Regions from separate parts of the Homo sapiens genome. Here region 2 is linked to region 1. A link is an interaction called in ENCODE POLR2A ChIA-PET data of the cell type or tissue named here. Cell type or tissue: HepG2. All regions are shown on one strand. Region 1 overlaps LOC124900653 (a long non-coding RNA gene). Region 2 has its middle 29 kb from the start of KIAA0232.

The links. ChIA-PET counts read pairs that join two places held together with the same protein. Peaks named below come from ENCODE experiments on the same cell type or tissue, not always from the same donor. Only the 100,000 strongest peaks of a DNase experiment are listed, where the experiment ranks them.
Region 2: POLR2A ChIA-PET joins it to region 1 with 5 read pairs; 2 of 35 experiments call an interaction of 5 or more read pairs at or near these places.

The regions. Positions count from the first base shown.
Region 1 is chr4:6,631,721-6,635,720 of GRCh38, forward strand. LOC124900653 (a long non-coding RNA gene) reads right to left here. Exons shown (of 2, transcript XR_007058007.1): 2 at 1-4,000. Among named protein-coding and RNA genes, the nearest start is that of MRFAP1, 7.0 kb to the right of the region's middle. In HepG2, no CTCF peak of the experiment used is centred here; DNase peaks (open chromatin) are centred at 1,431 and 2,031; H3K4me3 peaks cover 413 bases.
Region 2 is chr4:6,751,608-6,755,607 of GRCh38, forward strand. No RefSeq gene overlaps it. Among named protein-coding and RNA genes, the nearest start is that of KIAA0232, 29 kb to the right of the region's middle. In HepG2, no CTCF peak of the experiment used is centred here; DNase peaks (open chromatin) are centred at 167, 353, 1,644 and 3,754; H3K4me3 peaks cover 1,611 bases.

The sequences.
Region 1 (4,000 bases):
ACTGGGCCTGCGCAAGTGCCTGAGAGGTGGCCTTTGGACATCAGAGGGCCAAATACTCCACCCTCAGATCATGCTAACACCACCATTTTCTGTACATAGGTCCTATGAAATGTCATGAACCCTGACTACACTTGTGCAAAATGAATCTGTTACTTTATTTTTCCCCACTGCCAATCACCTTTCCCCAAGACTTAAACCACCCCACTTCTCTAACCCATAAATATCCCTAAGCCTTATTTTCAGAGAAGTGGATTTGAGAGCTGTTTTCCCACATCTTCACCTGGTGCCCTTGAGAATAAGTATCTTTTCTTTTGCAGAACCCATGTCATAGTGATTGATTTACTGCACATGGGCAGAACGGACCTGGACCTGGCCAGTAACAGTCTTCTTGTCGTAGCCTCACATGGCAGAAAGTAGAGAGTAAGACCTCTTGCATCTTTTCTTACAAGGCACTAATCCTGTGATAGGTACCCCACCCTCATGACCAAATCTAACCCTAATCACCACCCAAAGGCCTCATCTCCAAATACCATCTCATTAGTGGTTAGGATCTCAACATAAGAACTTGCAGGGGACACAAACATTCGGTCCATAGCACCAGGCTTCTCCCCATCTCAGGCGGTGGCACAGCTCAGCCTCTGCATCTGCTCCCAGGACCAGCAATGTTGAACAGGTGCCCCTAGTAGGGACAGGTGAGTCCCAAAATTGGGGCTGAGCCCAGGAGGGTTCTTGGCTTTACCCAGAAAAGAATTTCAGGGCAAGCCGGTGGTGTTAGCAACTTTTATTGAAGCGGCAGAGTACAGCAGCAGCAGAGGTATCACTCATTGGCAGAGCAGGGCTGCCCATAGCCAATGTGCCCAGAGTAGCAACTCAGAGGCAGTTCCACAGTCATATTTATACCTGCTTTTTTTTTTCCGGGCAGACTTTCACTCTGTCACCCAGGCTGGAATGCAGTGGCACAATCTCAGCTCAGTGCAACCTCCACCTCCTGAGTTCAAGCTATTCTCCTGCCTCAGCCTCCCCAGTAGCTGGAATTACAGGCACGTGTCACCACACCCAGCTAATTTTTGTTATTTTTAGTAGAGATGGGTTTTCGCCATGCTGGCCAGGCTGGTCTCAAACTCCTGACCTCAGGTGATCCGCCCGCCTCGGCCTCCCAAAGTGCTGGAATTACAAGTATGAGCCACCATGCCCGGCCTATACCCACTTTTAATTATGTGAAAATTAAGGGGGGAGATTATACAGAAATTTCTAGAAATAGGGTGGTAACTTCTGGGTCATAAGGCTGTTGTCATGGAAAGTGGCAGTAATGTCCGGGTGTTGTCAGTGGGCATGGATTCTGTAGAGGTGCTTTTACCTCTTCCCCTGTTTAGCTAGTCCTCAGACTGGTCTGATGTCTGAGCCCTGTCTCCAGAGTCCCGCCTCCTGCCGTCTCACTAGGACTACACATGTGCAGGCAGCTCTAATCCTTCCCTGGAGGCCGCCCAGGTGTCCAGGGGCTGTGCTGCCTCTGGGAATCATTAAAGGTCGCTCTGTGCCCAAAGCCTCTCACACTGGGCCCTCAGCATCACGTCCTCTCCCAAGAGGGAACAAAACAATCCCTTCTCTGCTCTACTCTGCAGAATTTACAGCTGAGCCATAGGACTGGGAGTTCCAATTCTTCCCCCATGTCGCCCTGCCTTTCATCACTTGGTCCAGGACAAACTGTTCTCCAATTTCCAGCCTGGGGAAAAGCAAGTTCTGCCTCATGGCAGCATTTACCAGCTGAAACGCCCTGGTTTTGTTTGCACCTGTGTTTGTTCTCAGGCTACAGCTAATGATGCCCTGGGGCTGCCCACAGTCAAACTGGTTTGCAAAATTGCATCTTTGACTTCAACAATTTCTAAAGAATCTCTAAATTTATAAATAATTCACTCAAGAGAAAGAAAAATGAATCCAGACAAACTCTGCAATGCACCAAAGAAATGGAATCTACATAGAGATTGCACTATAGGTGAATGAGGCAAAAACAGGAAGCTATTGCAACATTGGGGGAGGCGGGAGTTGGTGGATGTGCATAAAGTCCTGGTCCCAGCCTTACAGAATGCTCACTCTTCTCAAGCACACACACAGAGTGTGCTGCAATTGCCCAGGCCGAAATTTTTACAAATTTCAGAGAATCACTATCAAACCGAACTCCATCTCTAAGAAGAATACAATTAAGTTAGACATCAGTAATAGAAGAGCATAAACAGCTCTAATGTGGTTGAAATTTTTAAAACACAGTTTTGGGTTTTTTTTCTGGTTTTTGGTTTTTTGTTCATTTGAGACAGAGTTTCGCTCTTGTTGCCCAGGCTGGAGCGCAGTGGCACGATCTCGGCTCATTGCAACCTCCACCTCCTGGGTTCAAGCGATTCTCCTGCCTCAGCCTCCCAAGTAGCTGGGATGACAGGTGCCCATCACCACGCCTGGCTAATTTTTGTATTTTTAGTAGAGACAGAGTTTCGCCATGTTGGCCAAGCTGGCCTCAAACTCCTGTGATCTGCCTGCCTCGGCCTCCCAAAGTGCTGAGATGACGGGCATGATCCACTGCGCCTGGCCAAAGCACAGTTCTAATAATTTATGGATCAAGAAATCATAATTGGAATAAAAGTACACTTAGAACTAAATAATGAAAATGCCAATATCAAAAGCTGTGTGATGCAAGTAAAGTCATGCTTGATGGGAATTTAAGATCTTAAATGCTATGTTAGAAAAAAAAAACCCATTAATGAGTTGAGTTTCACCTAAGAAAATTTTTAAAAAGCACAGAATAAATCAAAGAAAGTAGAAAGGAGATAATAAAGATAAGAACAGAAATTAATGAAAGAGGCTGGGCATGGTGGCTCACTCCTGTAATCCCAACAATTTGGGAGGCCAAGGCAGGTGGATTGCTTGAGGTCAGGAGTTCAAGACCAGCCAGGCCAACATGGCAAAACCCCATCTCTACTAAAAATAAAAAAATTAGCTGGGTGTGGTGGTGGGTGCCTGTAATCCCAGCTACAGGAGGCTGAAGCAGAAGAACTGCTTGAACCCGGGAGGCAGAGGTTGCACTAAGCCGAGATCGCACCACCGCACTCCAACCTGGGCGACAGAGTGAAACTCTGTTTCAAAAAAAAAAGAAAAAGCAATTCGAAAGAAATAAATAAAAGAGAAAACAAAGAAACGCTAGCTCATCAGTCCCTGGATGCATGTTGTGCACCTGGCATTTCTGCCCTGCACAAGAACACCTGGAGGAGTGGGGCCCAATCTAACCTCACCCCAGGGAAGAGGTGCTGTTTTTGAACTCATCCACCTTTCGGGAGCCATTTGGTTTTTTGATGGGTTTATTTCCTCCCGTTTAAATAGCAGTTTAAAGCAGTTTTGGGTTCACAGCAGAAAGTATAGAGACCTCCCATACAACATCTGTTCCCCAACCTGCATACCCTCCCCTTCCCATCAACATCTCCCACACAGCGGTAAGTTTGTTGCAACTGATGCATCCACATTAATGCATCATAATCACCTGAAGTCCTTAGTTTACCTAAGTGCTCACTCTTGGTGCTGTACATTCTATGGGTTTGGATGAATGGATAACGACATGTGTCTACCATTATGGTATCATACAGAGTAGTTTCACCACTGCCGTAAAAATCCCGTGGCTCCCCCCATTCATCCCTCCCAATCCACTCAGATCTTTTTACCATCTCCAAAGTTTTACCTTTCCTAGAATGTCATACAGTTGGAAGTATACAATATGGAGTCTTTTCAGATTGACTTCACTTAAATAATATGCATTTTAGTTTCCTCCATGTCTTTTCATGGCTTGATGACACATTTCTTTTTAATGCTGATTAATATTCCACTGTCTGGATGTACCACAGTTTTTGTATCCATTCACCTATGGAAGGACATCTAGATTGCTTCCAAGTTTTGCCAACTACAGTTAAAGCTGGTAGACACGTCCACCTGCAGATTTCTGTGCGAGCCTAAGTTTCCAACT
Region 2 (4,000 bases), 120 kb after region 1:
AAACAATTATAGAAATGTGGAACGGTGAGAGGCCAGGGTGAAAAAGAAAGTGAAACTCCCCCCTAATTCCCAGCCCAGAGACATCGCCGTGTAAACTGTAAACAGGTAAACACTGCTGTGTAAACTCCCCGAGGAGCGCAGACCAGCAGAGGTGTTTAGAGCACAGGCCCAGGATCAGGTTGGCCTGGGAACCAATCCTGCCTCCGCAGGCAAAGCCTTAGCTGACCTCTCTGAGCCTTGATTTTCTGTAAGCGAAATTCATGAGAGCAGGGCCTACGTCACAATGTTGCTGGAGGAATTAAGGAATATACCAAAAGCATTGCCATCAGTGAGTTACAACAGGCAAAGTGCTCGAAGCAGGACACAGGAAGTGCTGGAATCATGTTAGGTTGTACTGTAAACACCCGACAGAAACCACAAAGGGGAATGCACAACTCACTATGCGCCAGGTAAGGGCTTTGCATCTGTCTCATTTAATCCTCCCCCAAGCTCTGTGAGGTAGGTACTTTGATTATCCCCATTTTACAGATCTGAGAAACAAGGCTGAGAGAAGTTGAGTGTCATAGAAGCACTATCCATAATAGCCCAAAGGCAAATGGAGCCCGAATGTCCATCGACAAATGAATAAATCCATCATGATATATCCAATATACATAAAAAGGAATGAAAGACCAGGCATGGTGGGTAACGCCTGTAATCCCAGCCCTTTGGGAGGCTGAGGCAGGAGGAGGCCAGGAGTTCGAGACCAGCCTGCGCAACATGGCGAAACCCCGCCTCTACAAAAAATACAAAAATTAGCCAGGCATGGTGGCATGTCCCTGTAGTCTCAGCTGAGGCAGGAGGATGGTTTGAGTCTGGGAGGCAGAGGTTGCAATGAGCCAAGATTTCACCAGTGCACTCCAGGCTGGCAACAGAGCATGACCCTGTCTCAAAAAACTTAAAAAGGAATGGAATACTGACATGTGCTACAAAACAGAGGAGCCCTGAAAACATTATGCTAAGTGAAAAAAGCCAATCAGAGAAGACCACATGTTGTATGCTTCCTTTTCTATGAAATGTCCAGAATAAGGAAGTCCACAGAAACAGAAATAGATTAGTGGTTGCCAGGGAATGGGGGAAGGAGGGTGTGGGGACAGACTGCTTAATAGGTAACGGGGTCTCCTTCGGAATTAGAGATGGTGGTCGCACAGCGTTGTGAATGTACTAAACGCCACCGAATTGCTCACTTTAAAATGACTAATCTTGAGTTTAACCTCGATTAAAATTTAAAAAATGAAAAAGGAAGAAAGGGTGAGGGACTTGCCCAAGCTCGGGCCACACAGCCAGTGATGGTTCTCCTTCTGGGCAGACCGGAGACCACCTGGCAGAGCCCTTTGTTTGTAGTGTTTCTGCCCATCACCATGACCCCGATTTCCAGAGTGGAGTCGCCAGGTCAGAGGTGGCAACCTGTACATGGATGACACACTGGGGGACTGGGCCTCGCCCTGCGGGGGGACCTGGGTGGGTGGGAATGCCAGCTGCCCGGCCAGAATCCCACGAGACTGGTCAGTGCAGTTGTCCCCAGAGCCCAGCGGGGTGGAGGGCGGGGCTGCCCTTTGGCCTGCACTTTTTGGTTAAGCCTGTGCTTTCAACACCCGCCTCCTGCCTGCCTGGGTTATATTTAATCCTGCTCGCTTCCGGAAACCAGGACTCCGAGGACAGCGTGGCCTCCTTCTGGCTCCAGAGCCCTGTGGGGTCCGCCACGGCACGGACCTGCCTTTGGTCACCGTGCAGCCTCAGAACCCTGCTGTGCTTTCTGAGCCCCAGATTCCCCATCTGAAAACAGATGCGACAATGGCCCAACCACAGGGAGGTTTCGATGGGAGGATGGACCTGCGGGGCCGGCTCAGAGCTAGGCCTATTCAGATGAAGGCACCAGGAAAGGAACTGTTCGTTCACTTGCCCCTAAGATGTTCCGGGTTTCTCTTGCGGTACCTTGGAAAGTTGATTGTGGACCTAGAAATATGTCCAAGGTCTATCATTACACGGAAAAGCAAGCGCAATGGGTGAGGGGGCCCCTAGCAGACACTCAAGTGGGAGCTATTATTATTTATTTGGGCTTTTGATGTTTGTTCCATGTATGTTTCCATACACAGGGAACATTTCTAGAAGACTTCATGAGAAACTGTGAACAGCAATTAGTTCCTTCTGGGGATGGGCAAGGAATGAGATTTTTCACTCAATACCTTTCTGTTCTCTTGAAAGTTTTCACCATGAGCATGTGTTACTTTTATAGTAATAGTTTAAAATAACATTAAACTCGGAAATAAAAAATGTTCATTATTATGACCCTTTCAATTAACGGAAGAGGAAAATGGCACCCAGCCTCACATCCTCCAAGAAGTCCTCCTGATAGCCCAGGCACCCGGCTTCTCCCAGGCAGAAGGGATCACCCTACCCATCACTCTGTTTCCTTGTCTGCCTCTCCTATGAAACTAGCAGGCTGGGAGGGATGGGCCTGTCTGACTCGTCCCTGAGTCCGTAGCGCCCAGCCCTGATGAGTGGCACTGGTGGGCACGGATGAGTGAAGGAACGAGGCTCCCAGAGGCTAAGCCAGCTGACCGGGATCACAAAGTAAATGGTTTTGCAGGGTGAGACCCTGGTCTCTGGGCTCCAACTCAAACATACCCTGACTTCTCTAGGCCAGCTCCCATCCACTTACCAGAGATGTCTAATAGGGGCAGCCTGAGAATTGTCCAGACGGCCTCAGGCATCCTGCAGGTGCTATGGCATTTGGAGTTTGGGAGAAATAGTTGTTCAGGCTCCAAGTGGGAGCTGGGGATGCCCAAGGTGTGGAAAATGCCAGAGGGTGGTCCAAACAGAGCCAACTAGAGAGGCCACCAAAAAAGAGTGGTTTGTTCTCCCTATTTCCTTACCTGACACTTTAAAATTAAGATTTCAGCCTCCTAAATCAGGTACAAACTTTTCTGATGATGGCAAAGTCCCTCTCAGGTGAAGAGCAGCTGCCGCTGCCTGGAAGGCTTTAGAACCCAAAGGTCTGGTAAGACAGCTCTTATGAACCCATTTTGCAGATGGGAAAACCGAGGATCAGAGAGATGTAATGCTTTGAAGAGCAAGGTCTCACATTGACCCTTCAGAGTCTAGAATGTCTGTGTTGACACCAGTGTCCCACATGACACGGCTTTGAGTCAGGCTGCCTGGGTTTCTAATCATTCCTAATTCATAAGTCTGAATTAATAGTTTAAAATAACATTAAACTCTGAAATAAGGAATGTTTGTTATTATGACCCTTTCAATTAATGGAAGAGGAAAATGGCACCCAGCCTCACCTCCTTTGAGTCAGGCTGCCTGGGTTTCTAATCATTGGAAGATTAAATAACATAGTGCAGTATACAGAAGGCACTTAAGGCTACTGCCTGGCACAAGGTAAGCACACAATAATAACTACCATTAGTGGCTGTTGGTGTGCCATTGCAGAGGCAGATTTTTGGGGTGTGTATGGCCTTTATTGGTGACACTCCCAACATGTGTCCATATACCCCTTGGAAGCATCAGTGTCTCATCACCCTGTCCCCCAACCTTCCATTGCAGGAAGAGGCTCCAACCCTACCTTAGAAGAGCTGGGGCCTCTGTGAGCTCCACCCACCCTGGGGGCAGCAGCTGACCTGGCTCTGGCCCTTTGGCCTGCTGCCTGCACATGGTCAGTGCTGCCAGAGAGCCTGGCCTGCCCAGAGAGGGCTGACCTTGACCTCTAAACTGGACCTAGGGGATGTCTTCTGGGCAGACCTTCAACCAACAGCAAACATCATTTCCACGTGCCTTCAAACAAACAAGTACAAATTACACTCCTAAATTACAGAGACTGGGAAAACTACCTCCTCCTGCTCTGGTTTGCTTTTGAAGAGGTATCCTTGGAATCATGATCTTCAAACTTTCTGGACTCATATAAGCCTTAAACATTTTCGGTGGCTAGGCATGGTGGATTGCTTGAGGCCAGCAG